Linked DNA regions of Mus musculus: region 2 is linked to region 1. Evidence: chromatin contacts called from ENCODE Hi-C or POLR2A ChIA-PET data. All regions are on one chromosome and are shown on one strand. The core of a region is the stretch at or near the end of the contact, and the rest is flanking DNA. Distances in the headings are between cores, read along the strand shown.

Region 1 (5,206 bases), core at 503-3,002:
AAGTCCAGAAGCAGCATGCTGTCTAAATTTGACCAACTTACCAACTTTCCCTGTTTTTATTATTATTATTATTATTATTATTATTATTATTATTTATTGACAGGGTCTCACTGTGTAGTCCAGGTTCATGATTCTTTGACCTTAGTTTCCCAGCTACAGTGTAATGAGATTATAGGTGTCCCACAGGCTTGGTTTTACCCTGGGGCATTTTCATAAAGGTGGCCCCGGTGCATAAACGTGTCTGACAGGGTTTGGGGAAGAACCCTTGCCAAGCCCTTACCTCTGACTTACTTGAGCAAAAGAAAAGGAGACTGTCTTGGGGACAGAGTTCCACCGAAGCCCACAGGTCCAGCAGGGAAGACCTGCTAGAGGTCTCATACTGCACCACAGGGAGGCAGGGAAACCAGTAAGTGACTCAGACCCACAAAGCTCCGAGAGCTGTCATGTCCTGTGATGGCCATCCTGAGAAACGTGACAGCAGAGAAACCTACCCTGCAGCCTGGTGTTCCAGTGTCCCAGGGTGACAGGAAACCACCTCCCAGTTTTGCCAGTAGATTCTCAAACTACAAACGTGATGTGAGCAACGTGTCCACTGGGCAGCTCGCTCCTGTTTACCCCCGTGGGCTCCTGGGCCTGCTGCCTGGGAGGGAAGCATTGCCTTAGAGCAATTCCATCCGCTCTTCCCAGAGGCACCTCTTCCTATCTAGGGATGGAAGTGAATGAAACCTTCCCAAATCGTTCACAGCAGCAACAGGTGAGGCACTAAGAGAAACTGCCAGCAAATTCCGTGCTCCGGGTAAACGAGTGCGTCTGTAATACAACACTAGTCACCAACCCATAAACCATCCCTGCAACCAAGGATCTGCAGTCACGGGAGTGACGGCGAAGATGGAAATATACAGAGGTGCAAAGATCCGAGGAAGAAAAAAGACCGTGAACCAGAGGAGACCCAAAGAAAAGGGGGCGTTGGTGTGGGCGGCCGCGCCCCTGCTGCAGTCGGCCAGGGTGACTCCGGAGCAGCCAGGTCTCTCCAGCCTCTGGGAGGCGCTGGCCCAGAGAGCCCAGGCCGGGCCGGGCACACAGGAGGTTTCCGGAGCCACAGCGCCCCTTCTGCCCAGCCTGGGAGACGCAGCCGGCCGCCACCCCCGCCTCGCCGGGCCGGGCCGACCGGCACGAGTGCGCTTCCCGCAGAGGGGAACCGGCACAAAGCCGCTGCACACACAATGGCCGGGCTCTGCACGCGGCGCAATCTACAACCTAGCCCCCCACGTGGCTGCCTGCACTCACATCTGGGCAACGAGGGTCGGTGATCGACGGGCACCCAGATCTTCTGTACCCGGCTCTGGGTCAGTTCCAACGGCATCTTCGTAGCTGTATTCGGCGACCCGCCACCCCTGGAGGAAAGACTCCGACTTGGGGAGAAGAGCAGCAGCAGATCCCCCCGGAACAAAGGACAGGAAGGGTGCGTCCGCCTGCACGCGGCTGGGCGCTCCCTTGCACTGCTTTGGAAAATGTGCTTTGTGCGGAGTCTCGGAGGAAGGATCGCCTGAGCGGAGACACGAGACAGATGAGAGCGGCGTGGAGTTGCGGCTGCTGCACTGCTGACTAGTCGGCTCTGTTCAAAAGCTCAGGGATGCTCCAGCGCAGTGACAGCCACGGTCCCAACACCCAGCACTGCCACTTGCTCCTCTCCAGTTCTGTCGGGATGCCACACGCACTGCCCGGCCTTTTAAGATCTGACCGGTAGCGCGGCGCGTCAGCCTCGGGGCGGGCCGCATTCTTTGCGTCCCAGCCCCCTTTCACGTGGAGAGAAGGGTGGGCAAGGCCAAGAGACAGCCTGCTGCCGCCCCCTGCGGGTGGACGAGAGCAGCACGCTCTGTTCCTGCAACCCAGGCTGGTTCTTTCGTCCTCCTTTCCGTCCCTAAGTTTATTCCCTAAGGGCGCAAGACAGGAACGGAGTCCCCAAATAATTCCAGCCACTTTCCTCATCTGTGCTTGGAAGGCAGCAGCGATCTGATAATGTCCAATGTGGTTCGTTGACAGTCCTCCACCCCTACACACACACACACACACACACACACACACACAGAGCTAGAGCTATGTAAAAGCATCTTCCCAGTTCAGCCTTACAAGCCGTGGGAGCCCCAACACCATGCACCATAGTTACATGATTTGGGGACTGGCTCAGTCCAAGTGAAGACGCAGGTCAGAGCTGCCTCCTGGTAACACCTGTGCATTATCGCCCACTATGTCCCCTGCCATTGCTGACACTGCCACCTCCGGGCACGGGCGCATACTTTTCCTGAATCCCCGGGAAACATGCTTGGGTAGTGTTGCTACCCCTCACTCAGTGCTACCGTGCCTGGCGCTTGAAGGGGGGCAATAAATAAATAAGGAAGGAAGGAAGGTTCGACCGAAAAGGAACTTTGGGATGCGGGGGGCGGTTGGTATTATTTTCCCTTTCAACATGGGCCATATTCCATACCCCTTCTGCAAGTAGTGATTAAAAGTAGACCCCATTCCCTCTCCCATTACCGGACTATGAGCCCCAAAGTAACTATCAAGGGACAGCTAGATCCTAAATTCATGTCACCCACCCAACCCCCACGCGCCCGCTCTAGCACACCGGCTATATTTTGTTTGATGTGAACATGCCCTCGCTTCCTTTCCGATTTTTGCACTTTGCATAGGCTGGAGATACATGCATAACAGGCAATCGTTGAACCGCCAGAGTTCATTTATTCAGCGACGATCTAAGGGATCTTTCGGTGAGGACCGCTGCACGGGAGGCCGTGGAGACAAGACACTTTAAATGTGATTTTAGCGAAGGAAGCCTCCGCTCAGAAGATCTGCCTTGCTTAGCGCAAGCTGCACACGTCGCGGTGAAGCTGAGCTGTGATTGGAGGCGCTCGCGGAACCCCACACTGCAGTGGAAAAGTCTGCGCAGAGGCTGCCACACGTCGCGCACGTCCTGCATGCTCTGCTGGGAGGGCGCCGGCCCCCCGGCGGCGGGCGCAGCTGCTCTGTTCCCAACCCAGCCCGCCCCGCCTGGGGCCTCCGCCTTGCCTTCTCCGGCAGCCTGGCGAGCTTAGGAGACCTGGAGCTCACCTGGCGAGTAGCCCTTGGGAACCTCCCAGCTCTAACCGCCATTCCTGCACCCTGCTCTCCGGTACCACCCTCCTCAATACCTGTCCCCAACCCCAGGACAGCTTTGCTGACCTTCCGATTTCTGTGCTCAGGCAGCTGTTCAGAAAGAAACCCGGTGCATTACATTTAAACTTGTTTTTCTTCAGTGAGAGCAAATGCCAGAGGTGACACCCTAGAAAGCCCAAGGGAGAATCTCGCTCCACTCCTGAAATTAGAATGGACTGACTCGACAAGGAAAACATCTAGTAGTCTCCAGAAGGGTTCCCTTACTGGTATTTGCAAGCTGAGGGGGAGGGGGAAGGGATGGGGGTGAGAGTGCATCCCTGCCAGGAGACTCCCCACTCCCGACTCCCAATAACCATAGTGCACCTGGACGCTTGTAAAGTTTCCACTAGGTTTTCTGTTTGTTTTGCTTTGTTTGAGACAGTTTTCCTATGCAGCCCAGGCCGGCCTCAAGCTTGCTCCTTTCTCAGCCTGGTATTACAGGCCTGTGCCATGTTCCCAGGTGCCCGCTTGAGTTTGCACACACCTACAAGCCAGGCAAATGGCCAGATGTCAAAGCTTAGGAACAGATTGCTGGGAACCGCCAGGGAGAACGTGGTGGGAATGGTACCAGTGGAGAACGATCTTTTATTTCTCTTTTATCATGTTTAAATCTCTCGATTTAAGGTCAGTCCTCAAGTCAGGTGGCAGCTAAGCATTCTCAGATGGGGCAGTTTTCCTTTCCTGGAGTCAACAATGTAGTGGGTACCCAGAACAAACACTAAGTTCTCCAGTCACTTCTGCTACCAGGTAGGTAAAGGGAAATCACCTTTACCCTGCCTAGGGCTCCAGATATCTAGGAAAGGGTGGAATGTGAGGCACACAGCTGAATTCACACTTGTTTGTTGGTCCTCTGAAGCTGTCGGCTTGCAACCACAGGTAAAAGCTGTGTTTGTGGAAGGCAAAACTGCTCCAACATGATCCTCCTTAGGACCAACCTTGCTACACCTACATTCAAAGGTTTCCTCCTCAGCTTTGCTGTTTAGACATCCTTCCAATTCCTCCCTTAGTTCTGTTAATACACCCTTATCTTTACCTCAAACGCAGTCCCCTAGGGCTTCACTAACTCCCAGGTTCCCAGGTGGATATTATGAACTCAGCTCTTTAGAAGACACAGCCAAGAATGTGAACATTCTTTAAGTCGGGTGACTTATAGCCAGGTGACTCCAATCACTAGGACTGATTGACAACTTCCTTTAGATTGAGTCACAATCTAGACCCTGCTAAAGCCAAAAGAAAGTACTGTGCATTCTAGTCCACATTCCACAGCCCTCTACCCCTTGTCTACAGGAAGGAGCGAAGGGAAGATTGGAGATTAGAAAGGTCAAGGAATCGAGTCAAAGACCAAGGAGGAAGGAAGGCAGTTAGGAAGAAGGTTTGTGCGGGGTGAATTGTTTTGTTTTAGAAACAGGGTCTCATGTAACCCATACCATCAAGAGATCATAAGCATGAGCCCTCACGCCTGGTTTATATGATGCTGAGGACTGAACCTGAAGTTCCATGCATACTAGGCAAGTATTCTACCAACTGAGGGACATTCCCAGCCGTGTGTGTGTGTGTGTGTGTGTGTGTGCGCGTGTTTATGTGCATGTGTGTGTGTATGTACGTGTGTGTATGTATGTGCGTATGTGTGTGTGCGTGTGTATGTGCATGTGTGTGTATGTGTGTGTATGTGCGTGCGTGTGTGTGTGTATGTGTGTGTGTGTGTGTATGTGTGTGTATGTGCATGTGTGTGTGTGTGTGTGTGTGTGTGTGTGTATGTACGTGTGTGTGTGTGTGTGTGTGTGTGTGTGTGTGTGTGTGTTAAGGTGATCACATACTTGACACAAGCAGCAGAACGCTGTCCCTCCCAGGTGGTCATATTACACACCCACACCCACACCCACACCCACAAGAGCGCTGAGAAGAACCCTAAGCAAAGGAAGACCGGACTGTTACTCAGCTTCACCTGACACAGTTAAGCTGCCCCGGGTGAAATGTCCCACCTAACACACGCTGGAGTGCTCTATGTGTGAAT
Region 2 (5,190 bases), core at 1,453-3,952, 34 kb after region 1:
GAACCCATTGTAGCTCCCAGGGTTACCATTGTAGCCAGAACATGCATACAAGTTCTCTAGCAGCTGAGCTACCTCCCCAGCAAGATTCCATGTAATCTGTAAGCCCCTCTGCAGATCCCAATGGTCCCCTCTTCCCTTCAGTGTCACCTATGCCACCCCCCCCCGTTAAAATCAAGTCTCTCAAGCAGAGAAGATCTACTCTTCAGCGATGATGCCAGTCTTTGAGACGCCCACTGAGTCATGGTGGCTTCGTTTTAGCTACCTATAGCCTTCCACTCACTGAGATGCCGCTCTACTGGTTACCATGGATACCCATATTATACTTTTCCAGGCCCAAGAGTAAGAATGCAAAAGGTGTTCTCCCCAAGGGCCATCTAAGGCCAACATGACTTCAGGAACTCTAAAAACAAAAACAAAATACAAAAAAACAGCACTCATTACAGAGAAGCAACCAGGTGTGAATGCTGCCTTGGGTAAATCCTTCTAAGCAAAACACAAACAAAACCCACCAAACAAACAAAACTTTGATATCAAAGTTTCAGGATGGGTTCTTAGTCTGAGCTACATGAGGCCCTGACTCAAAAAGAAAAACACAGAAGGAAATTTTTATCTAAAACATTTAGCACCTCTGAAAGTTCGTGCTTCATTCTGCAGCCCAGGCTGGCCTGGAATTCATAGTTTGTAGCCTAGACTGCCCTTGACTCGTGGCAATCCTCCTGTTTCTGACTCTTGAAATAAGGGATATTAGTACCTACCCTGTAGGATAGTAGGGGCAGGGGCAGGCCTGTTTGTGTATTTGTGTGTGTACATCTTTTAAAGGCAAGATCTCACGTAGCCCAGCCTGGTCTCTAACTTGCTATGAAGCTAAGACTGGCCTTGAATTCCTGATCTCTTGACTACCTGCTAGGATTATACATATATACGATCATACCCAGATATCCCTAGGGTAATACCAAACCAAAACCCAGGGACCACAGAGCTGATGCAGACCAGCATCTCTCTCCTGACTTTTCAGGGAAGTAGACTCTGTGTTATCTTCTAGGTAATAAGTACTCAGGTCAAATTCATCCTTAAGACACAGCTCTGAGCCGGGCAGTGGTGGCGCACGCCTTTAATCCCAGCACTCGGGAGGCGGAGGCAGGCAGATTTCTGAGTTCGAGGCCAGCTTGGTCTACAAAGTGAGTTCCAGGACAGCCAGGGCTATACAGAGAAACCCTGTCTTGAAAAACCAAAAAAATAAAAATAAAAATAAAAAAATAAAAAAAAATAAGACACAGCTCTGCAGATCTAATCTGCTTTGAGGAGGGGAAGGGTTAGAAAGCTGGGGACAGGGTAGGAAACAATGAACAGCTGCTGATATCACGATGCCGTTGTATTTGTTAAACCCATAGTCAGGATCATACTTCCTGGTGAGGTGGAGATGGGACATCCTTCCTTAGTGCTGGGCAGTCCTTTTCCACCTGTACATAGAGCAGCAACACACCTTAAAGAGCGAACCTTCCAGACCAAATGATAAATCGACGCAGAACCCTGCAGACTATATCACTTTTTGCAAGGTCATCTACCTATCTATCATCTATCTATCTACCTATCTATCATCTATCTATCTATCTATCTATCTATCAGGATAAATTCTTTTATGGATACACAAAGGCTTGGGGTACGCAAGATGAAAACTGAGTTTTAGGCACCCATCTCTCTCTCCTGTGAATGTGAACTTCTAGCTCAATCTGATTCCTGGACAGAACCCTATAATTTTTCAGTAATGAATCTCAAATTTGGCTCCTATAAGTTTATATCCCCCGAGGCAAAAGCAAGACCAACACAACCTCCTGTTTACCCAGCCTTCCAAATACTAGCAGATCGAAATCATGAGCCTCTCCTATCCTGCCCTTATCTTGCATCCCCACTGCTTACAAGGAAGCCTCACATGACATTTCCACTCTCACCGGCTCAGCAACTCTTCCTGTCCTCTTAGCTAAGTGTTGTGTGTAGTCACAGATGCAATGCATTCTAGGTCCTATGAACTAAGATGGTAATGGGCAGCCTCAGGGGTTCTCAGAGCCTTACCCTAAAGCTAGCTTTGGCTTCCTCGTTTCTGGACCAAAGCGATCATCTAGATCGGAAGCATTCTTCTCACAGCAGCTTCCGTGAGTTATTTACACAAATGCCCAGCAGAACATCGCGTCCGTGATCAGGGGGGTTGGCATACTCTGCTGCCAAGCAATTGTACTACTGTCGAAGATTAAAAACACTCTGTGCTCTTAGGCAATCGCCCAAGTTCAAGGTTTCAAAATTTAAAAGAGAGAGAGAGAGAGAGAGAGAGAGAGAGAGAGAGAGAGAGAGAGAGAGAGAGAGAGAGAAAGGAAAAATAGATTTTTAAAATAGACCTGTCCTTGTAACTGTTTTTCTTTTGTGGGTTTGCAAGCCCACCCCGGCCGCACCCGCCTCTCGGTTCCTCTACAGTTATTTACAAAGCGTAGCGGCTCCCAGGCCTTCTTGGAAAATTCCCTTTGCCAGGAAGGCGACCCAGCGGGCCAGCAGAGGCGGGAAGCCCAGGGACTGCAAGCCCTCCACCCATGCCTGCGGTGCACAGACACGTGCGTGCGACAACTGGGAGCACAGACGGGCACGTGAACTCAGCGTGCCGTACAGTCCCGAGGGGAGGAGCGAGCGCTGACCAGCTCGTGGGCCGGCCGTGCGCCGCAGCCAATCTACGCAGACCTGCTTCTAGGCCACGCCCCTTTGTTGCCAGCTGCTGCGTCCCGAGCTGACCTCTTCAGGATGGTGAGACAGCGGGCAGTCTCTGCCCAGGCTGCGCGCAGTGCTACCCACCACTTTTCTGGGCGCGGATACAGTAGAGGATGCCGTCCCTATGTTCCTATAAGGGATCTCAGAGACAGGGTTCCTCCCCTACACTAGGTTGGGTTGTCGGGTTCTTCCGGGTCCTCTTCCCTGGTAACCACTTCAGGACATAAGCCTACCTTCTTCGTTGCTTCCACCCCCATAGCCACTCTCAGAAATCAGAGGCAGAAAAGAATGTTCCAGGGTTGACATTCAATCTACTGAAGTGTTTGGTTTGTTTTTTGTCTTCGGTTACTTTTCTGAACTAGACAAGTCTTTAATCCCAACATTCTAGAGGCAGAAGGTAGTGGATTTCTAGGAGTTTTAAGCCAGCCTGAGTTACATAATGAGTTCTGACAAGCCGGAGCTAGATGGTGAGACCTAATAAATAAATGAATAAATAAGTTAATGATTAATTTTTGGAAGCCAAACGTGGCAGTAGTCCACAACTGTAAGCACAGCGCTTGGAAGGCGGAGGCAGGAAGATCAGAATTTCGGGGTCATATTATAGTGAGTAAGGAGACAGTCTAGGCTACATAAGACTCCATCTCAAACGCCAGTTTCAAAATGTGAGGTTTCTTCATTTAAATTTTAGCGAACATACAAAATAATGGGTTTCATTGTAAAATTTTCTTACATATATGTCATTGTAGTTTGCTATTACTATTATCTTCATTTGGAGGGACGGATCTTGCTGTGTAGATCTTGCTGTTGCCCTCAAAACCAAGTTCCTCCTGCTTTAGCCTCTGTAGCCTCTTTAGCCTGGTGCTGGATTTCAGATGTGCACCTCCAAGCCCAGAAACAAAAAACAACTTTTTGGTTTTTTAAAGTAGTACGTGCTCATTGGGCAATGACGAAAAGATACCAAAAAAAACTATGTTTTTTGTTTGTTTTAAAACTAGTATATGTTCATTGGGCAATGGTTAAAAGAACATCAAATAACTGTGGTGGTATTTCCTTCTAAATTTCCATATATTTGAGATACTTTATAATGCCCCAGGAGCTCTGGTATTTGACCTCACTGATTGCCCTTTACAAAATGTCATTGCTTCTGGTGGTCATCAGATGTTATCATTAAGAATTTTACTTTTCTAATTAAAATAAACAGACTCTGGTCATGGTGGCTAGGCTAGCCTTGAGCATACAAGTAATCCTCCTGCCTCAGACTTCCAACTTCTGAGAGACAAGTTTGGAAGAAAATATCACCAGGAATATCTGATGTTATTTCAACCATTGCAGATTTAAAATTATTTGGAGGACAGCATCTTTTATGTTTATCAGATGCCTGACACAGCCTCATAGACACAGAAATAAGTACCATTGCCAACAAAAGTCAGACTAGCCTGGAACTTACTATGTAGCCCAGGCAGGCTTTGAACTTACAGAAACCCTCCTGCTTCATCTTCTCAATTGCTAAGATTACAGGCATTAGCCACCATATCCAAATCACACAGCATGATTTTTAATTTTGTGTGTGTGTGTTTTATATAAAGGCTGCTCTGATGATATTAATTCTCAACTCCACCAGAGGTGTAGGCTGGCATGGAACTCATGACTTTTCTTCTACCTCTGCATCTTCAGCACCAAAACTTGGGAAATGTTCTTATTTAAATATGGGGACAGAACTCATGTGCCTAAAGGCACACATGGAGGTCAGAGGACATCTTTCTGGAGTCCATTCTCTCCTACTGTGGGAGTGTCTGGGGTCCCACTCAGGTCATCATGCTTAGCAGTGAGTGCCTTTACCCACAGAACTGCCTCACCAGCCTACAGCCTGGTTTTTAAAAGGTCTAGTTAGTCATTCAGTTTTTCTAACAGAAGCCAGGAAGAAGTACACAGCCATAGAACCTTCAAAAAGGACTGTCTCCTTGCTCAGTAAAGTTACTTGTTTGCTAACACTGAGGTATAGCAACATTGTGCCACTGTGTTGCTACTGAGGAACATTCATTGTGAAGTGAGCACTTGGGAGTGTTATAAGGTTAGAGACTAAGTTGGTTTCCTATACAGCAGTAGCAACTATGTGACCTTTTGCTCAGTTAAATGATCTAGTGAAGAAGTTTCATATAAACCAGCATCTAACAAAAACATGATCTCAGCTAGAAATGGATTCCCTCTGGCACTCTCCAGTGACAGAATCTAAGTCACAGGAAATGGCACGAGACCAGCATGCCAGACTCTTGGTAGAATGCACACTGACTTGTGTTTAAGAGGATTATTTTGCTATTGTTGTTGTTTGAAACAGGGTCTCACTGTGGATCTCTGACTGGCCTAGAACTCTCTATGGAACCCAGGCTATTCTTGAACTCCTGGAGATCTGTTTTTAAAGATGTGATGCTATGCCCAGGC

What was found. A loop is a pair of places that touch in the nucleus more often than their neighbours do. ChIA-PET counts read pairs that join two places held with the same protein, here RNA polymerase II (POLR2A).
Region 2: a loop to region 1 is called in a map of gastrocnemius, with 7 times the contacts of the local background. The contact joins the enhancer-like site here to the promoter of Pfkfb3 in region 1. A Hi-C loop is called at or near these places in 23 of 37 maps with a recorded cell type or tissue (Patski, T-helper 1 cell, T-helper 17 cell and 8 more). POLR2A ChIA-PET finds 5 or more read pairs at or near these places in 5 of 5 experiments (Patski and embryonic stem cell).

What each region holds. Positions count from the first base shown.
Region 1 is chr2:11,500,338-11,505,543 of GRCm38, forward strand. It overlaps Pfkfb3 (6-phosphofructo-2-kinase/fructose-2,6-biphosphatase 3), which reads right to left and starts at 1,753. Exons shown (of 18, transcript NM_001177753.1): 1 at 1,288-1,753. The coding sequence starts at 1,363. Gm52500 (a long non-coding RNA gene) reads left to right here and starts at 1,673. Exons shown (of 3, transcript XR_003953759.1): 1 at 1,673-3,169; 2 at 3,817-3,939.
Region 2 is chr2:11,532,915-11,538,104 of GRCm38, forward strand. It overlaps a transcript of Pfkfb3 not described here. Among named protein-coding and RNA genes, the nearest start is that of Gm10851, 14 kb to the left of the region's middle. Within about 2 kb of position 2,703, at least 2 of the 3 ENCODE cell types and tissues checked have a DNase peak (open chromatin) inside an H3K27ac peak, as active enhancers do; they include gastrocnemius and heart, where a contact is called at or near this core.